Linked DNA regions of Mus musculus: region 2 is linked to region 1. The links are chromatin loops, found by intact Hi-C in ENCODE. Cell type or tissue: gastrocnemius. All regions are shown on one strand. Each heading gives the region's core, and the rest is flanking DNA. Links, peaks and the distances in the headings are about the cores only. Region 1 overlaps Luc7l (Luc7-like). Region 2 overlaps Ergic1 (endoplasmic reticulum-golgi intermediate compartment (ERGIC) 1).

What was found. Peaks named below come from ENCODE experiments on the same cell type or tissue, not always from the same donor. Only the 100,000 strongest peaks of a DNase experiment are listed, where the experiment ranks them.
Region 2: it touches region 1 in a loop (2.1-fold over the local background); 4 of 42 quality-filtered maps call a loop at or near these places.

The regions. Positions count from the first base shown.
Region 1 is chr17:26,272,418-26,282,020 of GRCm38, forward strand. Luc7l (Luc7-like) reads left to right here. Exons shown (of 10, transcript NM_028190.3): 6 at 3,257-3,433; 7 at 5,129-5,217; 8 at 6,916-6,945; 9 at 7,544-7,711; 10 at 9,208-9,603. The coding sequence ends at 9,349. Among named protein-coding and RNA genes, the nearest start is that of Luc7l, 24 kb to the left of the region's middle. In gastrocnemius, for the core only: a CTCF peak has its summit at 4,489 (motif pointing right); a DNase peak (open chromatin) is centred at 4,478.
Region 2 is chr17:26,644,480-26,654,082 of GRCm38, forward strand. The region is part of intron 9 of Ergic1 (endoplasmic reticulum-golgi intermediate compartment (ERGIC) 1); the gene reads left to right. It overlaps Gm41553 (a long non-coding RNA gene), which reads left to right. Exons shown (of 2, transcript XR_876696.2): 2 at 1-8,377. Among named protein-coding and RNA genes, the nearest start is that of Gm41553, 7.6 kb to the left of the region's middle. In gastrocnemius, for the core only: CTCF peaks have their summits at 5,297 (motif pointing left) and 6,654; a DNase peak (open chromatin) is centred at 6,474; H3K27ac peaks cover 2,448 bases.

The DNA of each region.
Region 1 (9,603 bases), core at 789-8,788:
CCCCATGTTGGCTAGTTTTTTTTTTTTTTTTTTTTTTTTTTAAAGATTTATTTATTACATGTAAGTACACTGTAGCTGTCTTCAGAAACACCAGAAGAGGGCGTCAGATCTCATTACAGATGGTTGTGAGCCACCATGTGGTTGCTGGGATTTGAACTCTGGACCTTCAGAAGAGCAGTCAGGTGCTCTTACCCTCTGAGCCATCTCACCAGCCCCGTGTTGGCTAGTTTTATGTCAACTTGACACAAGCTGCACTCATTTGAGCAGAGCAAACGCCAATTGAGAAAATGCCTTCAGAAGATGAAGTTGTAAGAAGTCAAGCCTGTAAGGAAGCCTTTTCTTAGTGATTGTTGGCAGAGTAGGCCAGCCCTGGGCTGATGGTCCTGGGTTCTGTAAGAAAGCTGGCTGTGCAAGCCAGTAAGCAGCATTTCTTCATAGCTTTTGCATAGCTTCCGCCTCCAGGTCCTGGCCCTTCCTTCAGTGATAGACTATGATGTGGAAATGTAAACCAAATAAAAATAAATCAGTTTTTTTTTTTTTTGGTCTTGTTTCAAATAGCAATAGTAAGCCTAATTAAGACAAGATCTTACTCAGTTTAGTGCTATAGGCTTCCATTTTATCCACAGAGAACATTTAATGGTAGTTTCTCAATTTTTAGTGGATGTTTACATTAAATTGTTCTAAAGTGGTGACTTGTTCTTAAATACCTGCTGTCACAGGGTTTTCTAGGCCATTACCTGGAAGAATTCCTGGGTACTGGTGCGCATGGAGGCGTTCTTTCTGTTTAATTGTGTGTGTCCACAAGCATGCATGCGTGCACAGGCATGCACTTAGGCTGAGACAATTACATTTTAGGGAGTTCTAGATTATAGACTAGTATCTCTATCTCTCTCTCTCTCTCTCTCTCTCTCTCTCTCTCTCTCTCTCTCTCTCTTTCTCTCTCTCTCTCCCCCTCTCTCCTCCCTCTCTCCCCCCTCCCTCCCTCCCCCTCTCTCTGCATGTGTGTGTGTGTATATATAATACACACACACACACACACACACAGTCTTTTTAAAAAATGCTTTTTTTTTTTTCTCCCTTAGATATTTTCTTTTTTTACATTTCAAATGTTATCCCCTTTCCTAGTTTCCTCTCAGAAAATCCCCTATCCCTCCCCCTGCTCCCCAACCCCCGACTCCTGCTTCCTGGCCCTGGCATTCCCCTATACTGGGGCATAGAATTTTCCCAAGACCAAGGGCCTCTCCTCCCATTGATGGCTTAGGCCATCATCTGCTACATATGCAGCTAGAGACACAAGTCCCACCATGTGTTTTCTTTGGTTGGTGGTTTAGTCCCAGGGAGCTCTGGGGGTACTGGTTAGTTCATATTGTTGTTCCTCCTATGGAGCTGTAAACCCTTTCAGCTCCTTGGGTTCTTTCTGTAGCTCCTTCATTGTGGACCCTGTGCTCTGTCCAGTGGATGACTGTGAGCATCCGCTTCTGTGTTTGCCAGGTACTAGCAAAGCCTCGCAGGAGACAGCTATATCAGGGTCCTGTCAGCAAAATCTTGTTGGCATTTGCAATAGTGTCTGGGTTTGGTGGTTGTTTATGGGATGGATCCCAGGTAGGGCAGTCTCTAGATGGTCCTTCCTTCAGTCCCTGCTCCAAACTTTGTCTCTGTAACTCCTTCCATGGGTATTTTGTTCCCACGAATGCTTTTCTTCAATGATTTTGCAGCAGTTTTTTTTTTTTTTTTAAAGATTTATTTATTTATTATATGTAAGTACACTGTAGCTGTCTTCAGACGGGCGTCAGGTCATGTTACAGATGGTTGTGAGCCACCATGTGGTTGCTGGGATTTGAACTTCGGACCTTCGGAAGAGCAGTCGGGTGCTCTTACCCACTGAGCCATTTCACCAGCCCCTTTGCAGCAGTTTTTAACTGGAGTTCAAGTACTAGTTACAGTGTTCCTGATTTCTTTCTGTTTGATGTATTTTGCTTTGAGGCAGAATGAGAGATTTTTCTATATACATTTTTTTTTTTTTTTTGAGACAGAGTTTGTCTGTATAGCCCTGGCTGTCCTGGAACTCACTTTGTAGACCAGTCTGGCCTTGAACTCAGAAATCCACCTGCCTCTGCCTCCCGAGTGCTGGGATTAAAGGCGTGTGCCACCACCGCCCGGCTTCTATATACATTTTAGTATTCTTGGAGGATGCATCTTATGTGTTGTGTACTTTTCTCTTCAAGGAAAGTGTTGGTGATTGGGCCTTTTCACCGGAACTTTTAGACCTGCATTTGATATAGCCTGGATATTAGGACACAATTGCTACGACTGCTCTAGTTTTTGCTTACTTTTAAAATATTTATTTTAATTCTGTCTGAAGGGCTATATGCATGTGAGTGTAGGTTGCTGAAATGAACTAGAGGCATTGGATTGCCCTTGAGTTGGAGTTATTGGTAGTTGCGAGCTGCCTACCATGAGTGCTGGGAATTGATCTATTTCAGTTCTTCTGCATGAACAGTATAGATTCTTTTGCTGCTGTTCTTTTGAGATAGGGTTTTTCTGGGTAACAGCCCTGTGGCTGTCCTGGAACTCATGTTGTAGATCAGGCTGACTTCAAATTCACAAAGATTCACCAGCTTCTGCCTCCTGAGATTAAGTGTCTGTGACCACACCCTGGGAGCAGCATACAGTCTTGAGTACAATCTCTCCAGCTCAATTTTTTTTTTCAAGTTAAAAAAATATGTATTTGGGTGTTGTCTTTATTGGTGTATTTATTACTTGTGTTTAGTGTTCTCAGAAGCCAGAGAAAAGCACCAGACCTGTCACTGGTGTCACGGAGGGATGATTGTTAGTCTCCCGTGGCTGCGGGAGCCACCCTAGGTCGTCTTCAGCCCCAGGCTTTATTAGATTTTGGGATCTCTTCCCTATTCTTGTTCAGAAACATATCTTCCCTGCTGATCTCTGAGAACAGTCCTTATCTCCATGTTTGAATTGTCTTTGTTTCTTTTGATGAGACATAAATGTTTTTTGTTTGTTTGTTTGTTTTTTCATTTTTCAAGACAGCTGTGTGACTGTCCTGGAGCTCAGAGAACTACCTGCCTTTAATGTTAGTTAAAAAAAAAAAGTGAAATTGAAGTTTCCAACATAACCTAAAGCTGAACAACCCAGTTTCAGTATGTAGTAAAACGTCGCCTATGTTTCAGGTTTTGCCACTTGGACGACCTTTGCAGTGTGACAGTTCTGAAATGCCTCATCTTTATGTTTTCCCCCATAGGAAGAATATAGAAATTCCATGCCTGCATCCAGTTTTCAACAGCAAAAACTCCGTGTTTGCGAGGTTTGTTCAGCTTACCTTGGTCTCCATGACAATGACCGTCGGCTTGCAGACCACTTCGGGGGCAAGTTACACCTGGGGTTCATTCAGATCCGGGAGAAGCTTGATCAGTTGAGGGTAATGTTAATATATTTTGTTTCTGCAGAGCTCCTGGGAGTCTGGTTACTTTTAGCTTTAATTTTAAAAAGTTATCTGTATTCTTTAAGTTGGATTTGGACATGTTTCTGTGTTGTTTGTTTCTTTTTGTTTTGTTGTTTGTTTGGGTGCGAGAAGCAGGTGTGGCGGCGAGGGCCAAGTTGGTTGCTGCCTCGCCCGAGCATGCGCAGTGAGGCTGTATGCGTGGGCTGCCTGCCAGGCTGGACTGTTCCTCGAGATCCCGACCTGTCAGCCTGTCGGTGACTGACCTGAGCTCGTGCCTGGAGCGTGTGTGAATTCTGATTGGATGAGGTGGGGTGGAGCTGGATGAAGTCAGTAGGCACGAGTAGAGGAGTTTTGGGTACAGCCCTTGCCTTGAGTAGAAGCAGCTGTTTTAAGAGAAGCAGTAGTAGAAGCTAGCTGCTGTAAGTAAAGCTGCAAGAAGGAGTAGAAGAAGCAGCTGATGGGGAAGAGAGCTGTAGGGGAAAATCCCTAAGTAAAGAAGCTGCTGCGTGAACCCAAGTCAGTAGCCTCGGGCGACAAGGGCTCGAAGGACCTGTAGCATTTGGGTTTTGTTTTTTATTTTTGATTTATTTTAACTTATTTATCTTCATTTTATGTACATTGGTGTTTTGCTTATGTCTGTGTGAGATTATCGGATTCCCCGAAACTGGAGGTATAGACAGTTACGAGCTGCCATGTAGGTGGTGAGAATCGAACCATGGTCTTCTGGAAGAGAGGCTGGTGCTTTTCTTTTTTTTTTTTTTTTTTTTTTTTTTTGGTTTTTCAAAAGACAGGGTTTCTCTGTGTAGCCCTGGCTGTCCTGGAACTCACTCTGTAGACCAGGCTGGCCTCGAACTCAGAAATTCGCCTGCCTCTGCCTCCCGAGTGCTGGGATTAAAGGCGTGGCCCAAAATTGCCTGACATATTTCTGGGTTTAAAAAAAGAAAAAGTTTCATTTTATGTGTGGGAGAAGTAATTTGTCTGCATGCATATGTTTGTGTACCATATTCTTGCAGTGCCTCTGGAGGCCAGAAGAGGGCAACAGATCCCTAGGAGTTAGAGCCAGTTTTTACTCACATGTGGGCTCTAAAGTTCTAGGTCCCATGGCAGAGCAGCTTACCTGCTGAACTGTCTGTTCAGTCCCATTCTTTCCTTTGTGTTCTCACTGTCCTCTCATCCTCCCTCCCTCAGCATTATTGGTGTGTGTAGAGGTTCTTGACACATTCAAGCTAACTTAAGTTGATGCTGATTTGGTGGTAGAGGTTCTCAGAGCCTCCTGCTTCTGTTGCATATAGGATCAAGCTTGATGAATTGTGCTGATATTATCATAGCACACACCAAATCAAAAGGGAGCTGTTTTCTGGGTACCTACATCTCTACTCCCAACAGCAGGGTGCTATTGCTTTTGGTCTGAGTTAAGTTTCTTTAACTAACATTTCTTACTACAAAGCTTATGGAGAGGCTGTAGGAGGAACAGTTTATGGCTTGGTTTGAAACATTGTGATTTAAGCCCTGTGTCTTAGAAGTTCAGCCCCTTTTCTGTAATTTGTCACCAAATGTAGAAAATGATGGTTAATTTTTTTTTCATGTGTTCTGTTAGCTTTTAACTGAGTAGAATATTGTTTCCTAAAAGCTGTTGCTTCTCCTTATTTTCCCATTTTTTCATTTATTTAGAAAACTGTGGCTGAAAAACAGGAAAAAAGAAATCAGGATCGATTGAGGAGAAGAGAGGAGAGAGAGCGAGAAGAGCGCCTGGGCAGGAGGTAAGCATGGGGGCTAGCCTTAGGAAACTGCTGTTGCTGTTTTGTGACTTGGAGCCATCAGTGTTTGAAACATATAAAAGCATGCATTTATTTATTTTGAAGCAGGGTCTTACTAATGTAATCCGGACTGGCCTAGAATTTACAGATATGTGCCTGCTTTTGCTTTCCAAGGGCTGAGATTAGGGTATATGCCATCACACCTGGCTCCAGTGTAGCCTTTAAAAGCAAAACCTATGACATATTCACTGTGGTGAGGTGCAACACTGACTGATTGGAACTAGGGAAGGAGGAGCTGACAAGGGTCCCCTCTCCCTTTTCCTCTTACCCCCTCTGTCCGTGTGTCCCTCTCTACCCCCTACAGTTGCCCTGTATAGCTCCAGCTGTCCTGGGACTTGTTCTGTAGACCCCTGGCTGCCCTCAAACTCAGATCCACTTGACTCTGCCTCCTAAGGACTGGGATTAAAGGTCTGTCCCACTGCTACCCAGCCATCTTTTAACCTCACCCAGACAGCTCCTCTGACAGCTGGCCATGGAGCCCTTATCAAATAGGGAAGGCAAAAGTGGATCTACTAATGGTAGCTAAGCAGCAGTCTCATGGCAGTGCCTTGAAGGGAAATCATCAGCTTTGGACTTGAGGGTGGAAGCTTTGTATGGCTGTCTTTTTTCTTTTTAATTGGTTATGTGGGATCACTGGACAGACTCCCATAAAATATGTGGTTGGAATATGTTCTTGCCCATTGAGAAGCAAAATGTAAGGTGTTTGGCAAAAGCCTCCACACCAGTGAGGCACTAACGGGAGTTAAGAGGCAGGAAGAGTGTGGGTGATAAGGTCTGGGGTAGGCGGTCTGGAGTAGAACTGACTGGACTTGGTGACTGTTTAGGAAGGAATGAAGTTGGCCTCACGGTTTCTTTTCTTCTTGGTCTTTTGATACAGTGTTTTTCTGTATATCCCATGCTATTGTGGAACTAGCCTTGTAGATCAGGGATCTGATTGTCTCTGCTTCTCCATGCTGGGATTAAAGCATGTATTATCATGCCTACCTGGCCTTTCTGGTTTCTTTTTTTTTTTTTTTTTTTTTTGGTTTTTCAAGACAGGGTTTCTCTGTATAGCCCTGGCTGTCCTGGAACTCACTTTGTAGACCAAGCTGGCCTTGAACTCAGAAATCCGCCTGCCTCTGCCTCCCGAGTGCTGGGATTAAAGGCGTGCGCCACCACGCCCGGCTTGCCTTTCTGGTTTCTGATCTGGAGTTGTTCCTTACCTAGAACAGGGAGGGTGGAACCAGGAATAGGAGTTAGAATTTGCTGTATTCAGCCGGGCGTGGTGGCGCACACCTTTAATCCAGAGGCAGGCGGATTTCTGAGTTCGAGGCCAGCCTAGTCTGCAAAGTGAGCTCCAGGACAGCCAGAGCTATACAGAGAAACCCTGTCTCGAAAAAACAAAAACAAAACCAAAACAAACAAACAAACAAAAAAAAACAACAAAAAAAAGAATTTGGCTGTATTCAATTTGAGATGCCTGAGAAGTACTCCGATAAATATTTGGGATTAATTTCAAAGAAAAGATCAGAGCCAGACTCATCTATGCACTCTTGAAGCATCTCACTAAGTTGCCTTAGCTGGCTTCAGATTCACGGAGATCCATTTGCCTTTGTCTCTTAGATGGATTAACATTTTTCATCTATTTATCTTTCTGTTTAGGTCTGGATCAAGAACCCGAGATCGCAGAAGGTAGGTTTCAAGATCTATCACAGGGCTCTCAGGTTGAGTGCCTTTTTCTGTAAAAACATTTAACTGATGTTCACAGCCTCACAAGACTGTTTTGTGAAGAGTATAGATGTTAGGGTTTAGCACAGTAGAAAGATACCACGTGGACTCCCATGCTCTCACACATACGCTGCCACTGCTGGGGTGAGGGGAGACCCCGTTGAAGAGCAACTAGGAATGTCCAAGTCCTTTTTTGTTTTTGGGTTGGTGGTGGTTGGTTTTGTTTTTTGAGATGGGGTTTCTCTGTATAACTTGGCTGTCCTGGAATTCTTATTGAAGAGGCTGGCCTTGAATTTAGAGATCCTCCTGTTTCTGCCTCCCAAGTGCTGATATTAAAGGCATATGCCACCTTACCTGGCCAAGACCTATGTTTTCAAGAAACATTCAGGGGAAAGATACGGCCTTCCGATTAATTCAGGGGACTTTCACTTCCAAATTGTACATTGTAGGAGGAAAAAGGAATCCCAAGAACCCTGAAGGCCAATAGATGCTGAGAGTTGAGGAACGAGGGTGGTTTGATCCCAGTGACATCTTAGCTTTCAAAATCATCTGGGTTTTCCAGGTCACGCTCCCGGGATCGTCGACGGAGGCGGTCTAGGTCTACCTCCAGAGAGCGGCGGAAGTTTTCCCGTTCCAGATCCCGAGATAGATACAGGCGCCATCGCAGCCGTTCCCGGAGCCACAGCCGGGGTCACCGCCGGGCTTCCAGGGACCGGAGTACAAAATACAAGTAACTACTCTGACTCCTCAGTAACTTCAACCAGGAGTGAGCCCTTTGTCTCTGTGTTCCCAAGATCTGCTAAGATCTGTCATCCTTGCCTTTTGGCCATTACATCTGGTAGGGACAAGGTTGGGCTTGTGGGGATGCAGGTTCTGGGTGACTAGCACCCAGTGTTGGTGCCCCGAGGAATAGAGAGCGGCACCAGTACAACACTTGGCTGGGATGGGGCAGGGCAGTGAGCTCTCTCACATGGCTCCGCTTTGCTGGGCTTTACCTACTTTAACTTGGTAAAAAGCAGCTGAGATTTTTGTCTTGATCAGGTTTTGCTTAATTACTTCTCTTGGACTTTTTTTAAATTTTTGTTTTGAGACAGGCATTCACTTTGTAACTTAAGTTGATTTGAACTCAGGATCCTCCTGCGTGCTGACATGACAAGTGTTTCTCCCCATGCTTGACCTGTGCCTTTCCATTCCACTTCTTCCATTGTTGTTACATCCTGGGTCATATTTCACGCGCAAAGCTTTGTTGTATTCCCATTGTTTTGTTTCTGTTACACTGAAAACTTTCCTTATTAAAATTCTTTGCTTTTTATTTACTTTTATTATATGTTTACATTAGTGTATTATGTCATGTGTGTTACTGTGTGTGTGTGTGTGTGTGTGTGTGTGTGTGTGTACATGTATTGTTTGGAGGACAAAAAAAGTATTGGATGCTCTGTAGCTGGAGTTACTGATGATTTGGGGATACCCAACTTGGGTGCTGGGAAATTTGCTCAGTTCTTTACAAGAACATCATATCCTCACTTATGTCTCTAGCCCTTATTAAACCTTTTCTTTTTTTTTTTTTTTCTTTTTTATAATATTTATTTATTATATGTAAGTACACTGTAGCTGTCTTCAGACACTCCAGAAGAAGGAGACAGATCTTGTTACGGATGGTTGTGAGCCACCATGTGGTTGCTGGGATTTGAACTCCAGACCTTCAGAAGAGCAGTCGGGTGCTCTTACCTGCTGAGCCATCTCACCAGCCCTTATTAAACCTTTTCTAATGTTACCTTTTATCAGATATTTTGAGACCAAATCTCCTGCAGACTTAGTTACTCCTGTCTGTCTCACCCTCCTGAGTGTGAGGATTACAGGTGTTAGCCACCATCACCAGCTAAAAGGGTCAAATTTTCTTTTTTAAAAGATTAACTGTGTCATCAGAAACCTAATGAAGTCAATCTTGGCCTGGTGCTGATGGTGGTACATTCCTTTAATCCCAGCACTGGGGAGGCAGAACAGGTGAATCTCTTGAGTTTGAGGTCTGCCTGGTGTACAGAAGGAGTTTCAGGATAGCCAGGGCCACATGGAAAAACCTTGTCTTAAAAAGAAAAAAGTGCCTGAATGTGGTGGGGGCATGCCCTTCTCTCATCCAGGGTTGAGGGTCTGCCTTACTGGTTCCTGTGCAACAGCCAGCCAGAGGGAGATGGCAGCCTCTGCTGAGCCTCTGGTTCACTTTCCCAGGTTCTCCAGGGAGCGCTCATTGAGAGAGGAATCCTGGGAGTACGGGCGGAATGAACGAGGGCCCACTGACTGGAGGCTGGAGAATTCCAATGGCAAGACTGCATCGCGGAGGTCGGAGGAGAAGGAGGCTGGCGAGATCTGAATCTGGCTCAGGCGCTGTAAATAGTCTGACAAATGTTCGGCACCGCCTAAATTACCCTTTATATTTGCTGATACAACTCATCTTTTGTAGTTAAAATTTCTATTGTTTGGTCCTAGCTGTGAGTTTCTAGAGTTGTTCAGAGCTGCTTCTGTGTTTGGGGTTACATTGTATAGGAACAAATAAATCTGGCGGCTGCCTCCTGACAGCTGTGTTGGGGTATCTGCTGTCCTCTAGAGTAGAGGCACTTCACTAGG
Region 2 (9,603 bases), core at 1,121-9,120, 370 kb after region 1:
CCCAACGCCCCCCAACCTGTCAACCGTCACCATTGGGTCCACTTCTGCTGGAATGAGGCCCCATAAATCCTCAGGCTTGCTAACCACACCACTCCATGGAACCTCCTGACATTAACTTGGTTTGTTTCTGGAAGGCCTCAGGCTGCCATCTTGGTTGCCATGACAACTGTAGGGGTCAGCTCCTGAACCAGCTGGCTCCTGGCAGATTGCGTCATTGTGGAGCTTCAAAGCCTCTTGTCAAGAGACAGCAGATGTGAGGATGCTGCTGGCTCTCAGACACACTGCACAAAGACCCCTGGAGCCTGTGGAGGGTGGGTGGTGCTGTGGCATAGTGGAGACACCTGCCGCGGACTTCTCTTCCTCGGCTCTTAATACCAAACACTTGCGTGCGAAGCTCTAAACTCCAAGTGAGTGCCCTCTGCAAATAGCCCTGGGTGTGGGGGGGTGCTTAGGCCAAGATGTCATGTGACGACTTCAGAGGAAGGGCAGCAGCTGTGGATGGCATAAGGGGCAGAGCTTTTTCACATACCTGATACCTGGCTGATTCTGGACTCTTCAGAGTCAGTCTGCAGAGGACATGCCCTACCACACCCAGTACCAGGCTGCCCAAGGCTTCTCTCTCTGGACCTCACAACACCTCAGTCAAACCTACACCTGTTACCAGAGCATTCTTCCCCAAAAAGAATAAGCCTTGCATTTGGCAGTGTGCACGTGCCTACATCTCCCCCACCCCCACTCCTCCATATCTGTCCCAGCCCCCCCTCCTGCTGTCAGCTGAGATTGCCTGTAAGTGGGTGTGGTGACAGATTGGGTGACTTGAGGTGTCAGATCTCTGTCTTTGCATGACTTATTTTATCTGAGAGAGGGAATACCCAGAAGCCTTAAGGTGACAAATTGAGTTGGTGACTGTAAGAGCTCTCGCCCACCAGAAAGTACAGCGGCTGATGGCATGCGCCCTTTGAACGCTATCATGCGGCTGTTTCAACTGAAGAGACACTTAGGGGCCGCCAGATGAGGGAATTTTGCTGGAGTAAGCCCCACCCACTTATATTCTTCCCACTGTCACGCTCCCCCCCCACACCTTGCTTTTCTTCCCAGGAGAAGAATGCCCCATGCCCCATGCTGGAGATTGTACCTCACAGCTGCCAGGGCCAGTTATAGCCTCTGGGTGTCATGATTCACTTATCAGTGTCCCCAGATTGCAGCACAGGGCCTGGCCCAGACTCAGTGTTCACAGATGTGTAAGGGACAGCTGCTTACGGAGGTGATAGTGACTACCTTTATTAAGTGCCTGCCACGTATCAGGCAATTTTGTAATTAGCCCTTAACCTTCCCAGGAACCTCTGAGTAGATTCTAGTTTGTGTTTTAGATATGAGTTCAACTAAGGCTCAGAGAAGTAAAGAAACTCTTCCAAGACCACACAGCTCGTAAATGATGAGCTGGGACTTGAGCCCCGTGCCCACCAACATCTTCTCCTCACCACATCCATCTTCACAAGCAAGGGCTCTCAAGAGTGGCACAGCCACAGAGGCCCTGGAAGTCATGACCCTCTTGGTACAGAAGACACCAGTGAGGTTTGCCGGGACCTGCGTCTGTTGGGTGTCTGCCTGCCTTTCATAGCAAGAGCTGAGGAGGCCGGAAGAGTTGGTTGGAACCAGCAGGACTGGGGCATAGCTCAGTGGAAGAGCGCACACTTAGCAGGCAGGAAGCTGGTGTTTGGCCCCTAGCACTGTTTGGCTTAGTTTCATTTGGTTGGTGGGTAGGTCTGAGGCATTAGCTTGCTTGAAAAGAGTTGGGGTATGGTGGTGTGTGTTTGCAACCTCACAGCTGGGAGGCAGAAACAGCTGGCTCCTGGGGCCTCACTGGCCAGCCGGCTTGCTCAGCATGTTCCCAACCAGAGAGAGACCCTGTCCTAAGATAGATGGCTCCTAGGGGTCTGGCACACGCGTGTGTGCATGTTTCTGTACACACACACACACACACACACACACGGTTGGGGGGACAGAGTTTTACACTCATCTAAGGTTATATAAGTTAAGAAAGGGCCACTTTGCTACCTGGACAGGGAACAGTCTCACACCCTCCTCCGAATGGCTGGATTCTCTCCTCTGCCTGCTTCTCTTCCCTGAACCAAGAGCTACAAGTGTGCACACCTTGGTCCCCTCCCGTACCATCACTGTGATGTGCAGGACAGAACAAAACCCAAAGCAGAAGCTCCATGATTCAGGGCTGGGATGTGCAGGGGCCTTGGGATCTGTCCCATCTGGGGCAGCTGAGTGCAAAGGGGTCTTTTGGAGAGCTGTGTGCAGGGCAGGTGGACGGAATGGGGCAGAATGAGGGGGAAGGTCTCACACTCAGGTCTCTAAAGTCGGTTCTACAGGGTGAGAGGGATAGGAAAGCAGGCAGTGGGCACCATGGGAGGTGGGGTGGGGTTTTCAATGATGCGAAGCTTCTAACCTACCAACGTCTGTAAGCAGGGGTTTCAGATATCCTGATTGCAGGATATTTGCTGTGGAAGGCCCTCATAGAAAAACCAAGAAAACAAATACAATAGGCTTAGAAGTTCACCATATACAAGGAGATGCACTGAAGGGCGGGACAAGGTGGTCTAATAGGAAAAACAGGCCTGCAACCTCTCGAACCCAGGCTCGGTGATGCCTGCTTTCTTAATGGCTGCATGACCTTGGACGAGCCGTCTTCTCCCCTTTGGCACAGTCACAGCACTGAGTGAGAAAGAAAGCAGAAGGAAACAGTGTCCCAGGGCAGGCTGTCGGTGCTCAACCAAGGTGCAGCTTTGTGGTAGGGTAGGAATGGGTATTTCAGTTAAGCGCCCTTTCCCTCAGACTGCCCTCCAGTTAGGGACCGAGGATAAGAGGTCTAGAGGACATGACATGCTGAGTGGTAACCACCGCCCCTCCCCTCCTCCCATCCCCAAACTCTCCCGAGCCCAATCATCAGCTTCCCTTCCCGACGGCCCCCACTCTGACTCTGCGACTTGGGTGTTCTCATCTTCGGCTCCAGCCTGTCTGCCTCCGGCAGCATATGCTGAGACTCGGTTCATTATTTATTTCCTCTGACGGTGCCTTTTCCACAAGCTCTGAAACCTCACTGCCTGCCTGAGGAAAGATGCACAGTTCCTGGCATTTGCAGTCACCTCACCGCCACCCCTCTCGTAGGTGAGAGAAACTGAGGCCCAGAGATGTAAACTAGCCTTCCTGGCCAAAATCACAGAGCTGGCTTCCACCCAGGAGTGTTTGCCCTGGCGCCTGCTTTCAGTCCCTTACCAGAGTGGAGGTGATACAGGCTTTTTCACAGCAAGCCACTGAGGAGTAAACACAGGCTCAGAGGAGGATGTTAGTCCTGGTAGAACACGAACTCCACTCTCTAGCCCAGACCTTCTGTGGCATAAGCAATCGAGGGCCACGGTTACAATGTAAAGAAATACATCTTTTAAAGTTAGGCTAGGGTATAAACTCCAGGACAGAACACTTGCCTGGCATGCTTGAGGCCCAGGTGCTAAAAAAGAAAAAAAATCAAAGCCAATGAACTAGGCTAGGTGAAATGCTAACTCAGCATGTAAAGACACCCACCTCAAGGCTGGTGACCTGAGTTTGATCCCTCTCCCCCACGTGGTGGATGGAGAGACCTGGCTCGTGCATATTGTCTTCTGACCTCCGCGTGGTCGCCACAGTCCATGCATCTGCATGCACATAAGTAAATGTAACTTAAACATGAATTACAAAGTGCAATATTCAGGTCAGAGGACTTCATTCTGGTCAGCACAGAAGGTTGGGAAGCTGTAAGTCTCAGAAAGAAGGTGCTAGACCAGAAGAGAGGTGTGTTGGTGGTTAGTGCTCATTAAAATTGCTGCTTCTGGACACACTGGGGCCTGGGTAGGGAGGCAGGTAAGAGGCAGAGTGTCCTTCTCTGGCTCAGCAGCTCTCCTCCCTGAGCCACCACAGCGAGGTCCCCTTACCCTGGTCATCCCTCTGTCCTGAGGCCCGGTGGAGGCAAGGCCACGGTCGTAAGCACTGAAGTGTGTATGCGTGCTCATAGCCCTTATTTCACAGCACACTGGGGGTAAGAAACATCCCTCCAAGCCAGCTGCTGATGGCAATGACTCAGAGGGCAGAGGTGGGAGGACCTCTGAGTTTGAGGCTAGCCTGGTCTACAGAGTGAGTTCCAGGATAGCCAGGGCTACACAGAGAAACCCTGTGTTTCTTGGAGAGAGACAGACAGCCACACTGATGGTGGACCTAAGCCTGGTTCTACAGACTGACTGTCTTAAGCAGCAAAGTACCTCAAGGCCCCAGGCAGCATTGCCCAGGCTTGGAGACTTAAGGAGCCAATTAGCAAATGCCCGCTCTGTACCAACGACCTTCTATCTCCTCTCCCTTGGCCTTGAATATAAGAGAGCAAGCAATAGGGTTGACCCTGTCCAGACACCAGGGGCTCCCCGACTAGGGAAGTAAGAAGGGTCTCTGACCTAAGGAACCAGGCCCAGAGGGAGGCTCTTCGTTGTGAATACGCCTTGACACGCCCCTGAGACACGTATCCTGGACAGGAGTTACCTGTTACAGCCCAGGCTGACTACAGAGACCCATGGCCAACATGGGTCTTGGGCCACTTCGAAGTCTTCAGAGAATCTTAGTATGCTATTCCTACATGATAGCTTGTCTTCCTCTTAAAGTGCCAGGAGGAAGGGAATGGGGACAGAAGGCTCTAAGAAGTAATCGGTAGGATTCCACACATTTTTTTTTCTTTTCTGATTAAAGTGGATCTCGGTACATAGAAAGCACCACACTCGGCACCAAGGTTGGAGCCTGAGATCATTTACTGAGCACCTACTGAGTTCCAGGTACACTGGAGGTCTGCTCTGCAGAATGACTGTCAGTGAAGTCAGGGTGCTTTTCCTGTTTATAGATGGGACAGCTGAGGCCCTGAGAGACGTGTGCATGGCAGCCACGGCTCAAGCCCCAGGGGATGATTTCTGTCTCCTGTGCCAGCCAGGAAGGCCCAGACTCCCCAGCCCTCACCTCCGGCCTGCCCTGGTTAGTTGTATTGAGGAACTTCCACTCCATCTCTATAGTTATTCGTTTATTCATGTGGACCTTGGGCCCTCCCTGCAGGTCAGGGCGATGCTGAGTGTCCAGTGGCCTGTCCCCTCTCCTGGCCATTCTTAGCATCCCTCCTGCACCATCTCTAGCTTTATCTCACAACTGCTGTATTCATTTTTTCCCATGTTGCCCAAGACATCATCAGTGGTGAAGGAGGACCATGACGCCCTCGTGTGGCCCACAGCTTCATTTCCCATGTAGGAGCCCTGACCTTCTCAGAATAAAAGATGACCAAGAGTGGCAGTTTCCCCAGTGAGTCCCAGTGTGGTATCTCCTGGTGCTGGTAGCTGCCATGTCCCTTTGTGTGTCAATTCCAGGATACTCCATGCTTCAAGCCCCTTGCTTGTGCCTGTGACTGTCACCCACCTCACTCTAGTTAGGATTAAGGATGGGGATGAGATCAACAATGTCCTTAGGGCTTGTTTCCATAGCTACAGTGTGAACATACTGAAAGGGAATTGTCTGACATAAATGGTTCGTAGATCTTAAATAATATTACTATAATCATACTATTTCTATTTTATTATCCTTTGTCTTTTATTGTGCCTAGTTTGAAAACTAAGGAATTAGTACTACTATTTTAAAAGTGTACATTTAAATATTAAGTTTGAAGCTAACTAGTTCTGTACACCAGGCTGAGGGAGCACTGTAGTGAAAGCAAGGGTGGGCCCCTAGAATCTCCTCAGCACTTCAGATGCCCCCGAGCTCTATCAAGATTCCTGTCTTCCTTGCAGCCCACAGAATCTAGTCCTTCAGACACGCCACAGGAGTGGGTTAGCTGACATCAGGAGGTAAACCTGGAGGGTTACTGCAGCATCCCTGGAGCCTCCAGGCTGACAGTGACTTACACTGGGATGGGGCTCTGGCATAGCTTACATGCTCCCTCAGTTTCCCCAAAGGCCGCATCTTCTTGTGGGCCTCAGTCATGGGTCATCTCCCTCTAACCTGGGCCAGCCCAGTGAAAGCAGACCTTAAGACGGTGCCAGGCTTGTGTGAGTCATAGGAACCCAGGCTCCGAGTTGTGTGTGGATGAAGGCAGATGGCAGGGTTATTTTTTATTTTTTGCTCCATTGCACTGAAGTCACATTTTCCTACCCAAGCTCTAAAAGCATTCTGTGGTATAAAATCTGCCATCATCTGACCCACGCTACCGAAATAAAGCAGCTCACTGCCGTCATTCTCCCTGAAAAGTGCCTCTGTGTCATGCGCCAGGACTGGTGGGGAGAGGCCTGGCCTGTTTAAAAACACTTCATCATAATCCCCACAGCGTCCCCCATCCTCTTAGCTCCCTGGGGGGCTGCTCGGGTTTCTCAGGCTGTTATTACTGGAATGTCAGCTGCTCTGCTTCCAGGCCATCCACACAGACCTGCTCTGTCTTAGGCCTTCGCCGCCTCCGCTTAGCTCATTTTACGAAAACACCATTTCAAAGATAAATGCCAATGTGGCCTGCTTTCCTGTCACTGTCTCTGTGTCCTCTGGCTTCCCACCCCTTGGCATCAATTGATCCATTAGGGCACCACTGCCACCCAGAGTCCTGTGGTGGTTATGTGTCATTGATATCTGTCTACAGATGCATACCCAGAAAGTGTGTGTGTCTTTAATCCCTGCATATGAGAGGCAGAGACAGGTGGATCTCTGAGTCTGAAGCCGGCTTGAGCTACATACTAGATAATCTGGGCTACCCAGAGAAACCATGTCTTAAAAACAAAAAATAAAATAAATATAATATATATGAATGTGTATGTAAGGCATACATAAGTTAAGTTGCAAATGGACTTTCACAATTTAGCTAGTACAGCTGCTCCTCCATGTGTGTCGGAGTTACATTCCATGTTCTCATCTTAAATTGAAAATAGCAAAATAAAAAGTATACTTAGGGCGCTGGGCATGTAACACATGCCTTTCATCCCAACACTTTGAAAGCAGAGGCAGGGGATCTCTGAGTTCAAGGCCAGCCTGGTTCACGTAGTGAGTTCCAGGACAGCCAGAGCTATGCAGAGGATACCCCATTTAAATGTGTGTGCGTATGTGTGTGTGTGTATATATACAAACAATATATAATTTATATATTATTTTATACATTAATACATTGCAAATTAGGTATAAGCATTTATATAATATTTTAATGTTATATGTAAATAAATACATAGCAATATAATATTATGTATTTAGTAATATAATATTGTTAGTATAATATTTTATATAATTATATGGTATAAATATTTAATATACATAAATTATAATTTTTAGAACATATGATATATTTATATGGGCTGCAGAGATATCTGGGTAGGTAAAGTAATTGCCCTGTAAATGAGGGATCCAGAGTTCAAATCCCTAGAGCCCATGTAAAGCTAGGCTCAGTAACACACGCATCTGTAATCAGTGGTAGAATGGGAAGCAGAGACAGGAGAACCCCTGGAAGCTCTGTCTCAGACAAGAGGACTAACATCCAAGGTTGTCCTCTGGCCTCCAGATGAGCTGGGTGGCATACGTGCATCCACAATCTTATACACGATGTACACATACACATTATACAGACACAAAAATGTCTTGTAAAAGTATAGATTTAATACAGGTGGCCTACCCAACACTGTGGCTTTGCCCACTTACATACATTAGCCTAATCATTCATGTATTTATATATATATATATATGTGTGTGTGTGTGTGTGTGAATACGTGTGTACACGCGCACACACACATACGAATGAATGAATATCCTACAGGCTGTGCTGTGGTCCAGCTAGGCCAACAATGGCTGTCTACCTTCAGAAAATCCAAGAATCCAGTAGTTATTCAATCCACAAGACTGGATGTCCCAGCTGGTCTTCACTATATGCTGGAATTCTAAAGAATGTGTTAATGCCCATGAAGGAATGGACTTCCCAGCAAGAACAAGAACAAGCAGGCAAAAAGAGGGCTTCCTTCTTCCATGTTCTGTATATAGGCTACCAGCGGAAGGTGTGGCCCAGATTAAAGGTGGGTCTTCCCACTTCAAATGATTTAATTAAGAAAAAAAATCCCTCACAGATGTAGTCAAGTTGACAACCAACAATAGCCATCACACCTGTAGTTGGTCAGAGGCACTGAATAGGAGGTCTGTTTTGCAGTGAAATGTAAGAACGTGGCCTTCAGTTTACTGAACATTGTCCTGCAGTGGAGAAATGGTGGTTACAGACATGCCTTTGCACCACCGTAAAGCTGGACAATAGTAAGTCAAATCTGAGGGGGCCCAGGCAGGGAAGCAAACCCTTGAAGAATAAGAATGAAAACTCTTATTGGTTTGGTTTGGTTTGGCTTCATCCACCTGCATCAGACTCCAAGGAGTCTAATGGCAGTGCTTTGTTGCTGGCATGTTTAAAACACAGTACAGTTTGGGAAAAGGTTTCAGGCAACAACCAGTCCAATTCCAGGGGCCCATAAAGCTTTAGGTGTGGCTGCATAGAAGCTCCTTTGTGAAGTACATGTGACCACGAGGGTGGCTTCTATAGCTAAAAAGGCCTAGAATCTAGTGTGGTCTCTGATAGATTGCATAGAGGTAAGCAGGCTATTAGGCACATGTGGCATCTCCCCTAAGGTTAGGTTTAACTGGGAGCTAGGGATAAAGGGCTAGGGAGGGAAAGTCTGGGATAATCGTTCTGGGAGATTTGGATGAGGCTGCTGCCACAGATAGCACAAAGGTCATTAATGATACCTGTGCCCATCCCTCTGGGCAGGAAAACAGGTATTTTATTGGAGAGAGGCCCCTGTGTGTTTAACATTCCCGGTTCTCTAGTGCTCTGTGGGCACAAGGACCTCCATGATCCCAACACAAATCAAAGGCTTTATGCTATTCATTTAGATGGGGCATTTCTTACGGAAGAGGCAGTCAAGTTAAGAGCAAAGACTCAGCTGGGTATAGTAGTGCATGCCTGTGATCCGGGAACTTGGGAGATAGAGATGAGAGACTCAGAAGTTTGTGGTCATCCTGGTCTATATGAGTTTGAAATTAGCCTGTCTCAGGGAATTAAGTCGCAAATTTACAAAATGAGTAAGTAAAAAACACGGGCTCTACTATTTTGAGTCCCAGTTCAGCCATTTGTTGAACATGATTTCAGCCCTCTAAACTACTACTGTTCCTTAGCCTCGTGATAGACATTTAAGGGGGTTTGGGGGTCACTAGCCTGGAGAGATGGCACAGTGGTTAAGAGCCACTGGCTGCTCTTCCAGAGGTCCTGAGTTCAATTCCCAGCACCCACATTGGTAGCTCACAACCATCTGTAATGGGATCTGATGCCCTCTCCTGGTGTGCATGAAAACAGAGCACTCATATCCATGAAATAAATAAAGGAAAAGGACTGGAGAGATGGTTCAGCAGTTAATAGCACTATTCTTCCAGAGGTCCTAAGTTCAATTCCCCGCATGGTGATTCACGACCATCTGTAATGGGATCTAATGCCCTCCTCTGGAGTGTCTGAAGACAGTTACAGTGTACATAATTTAT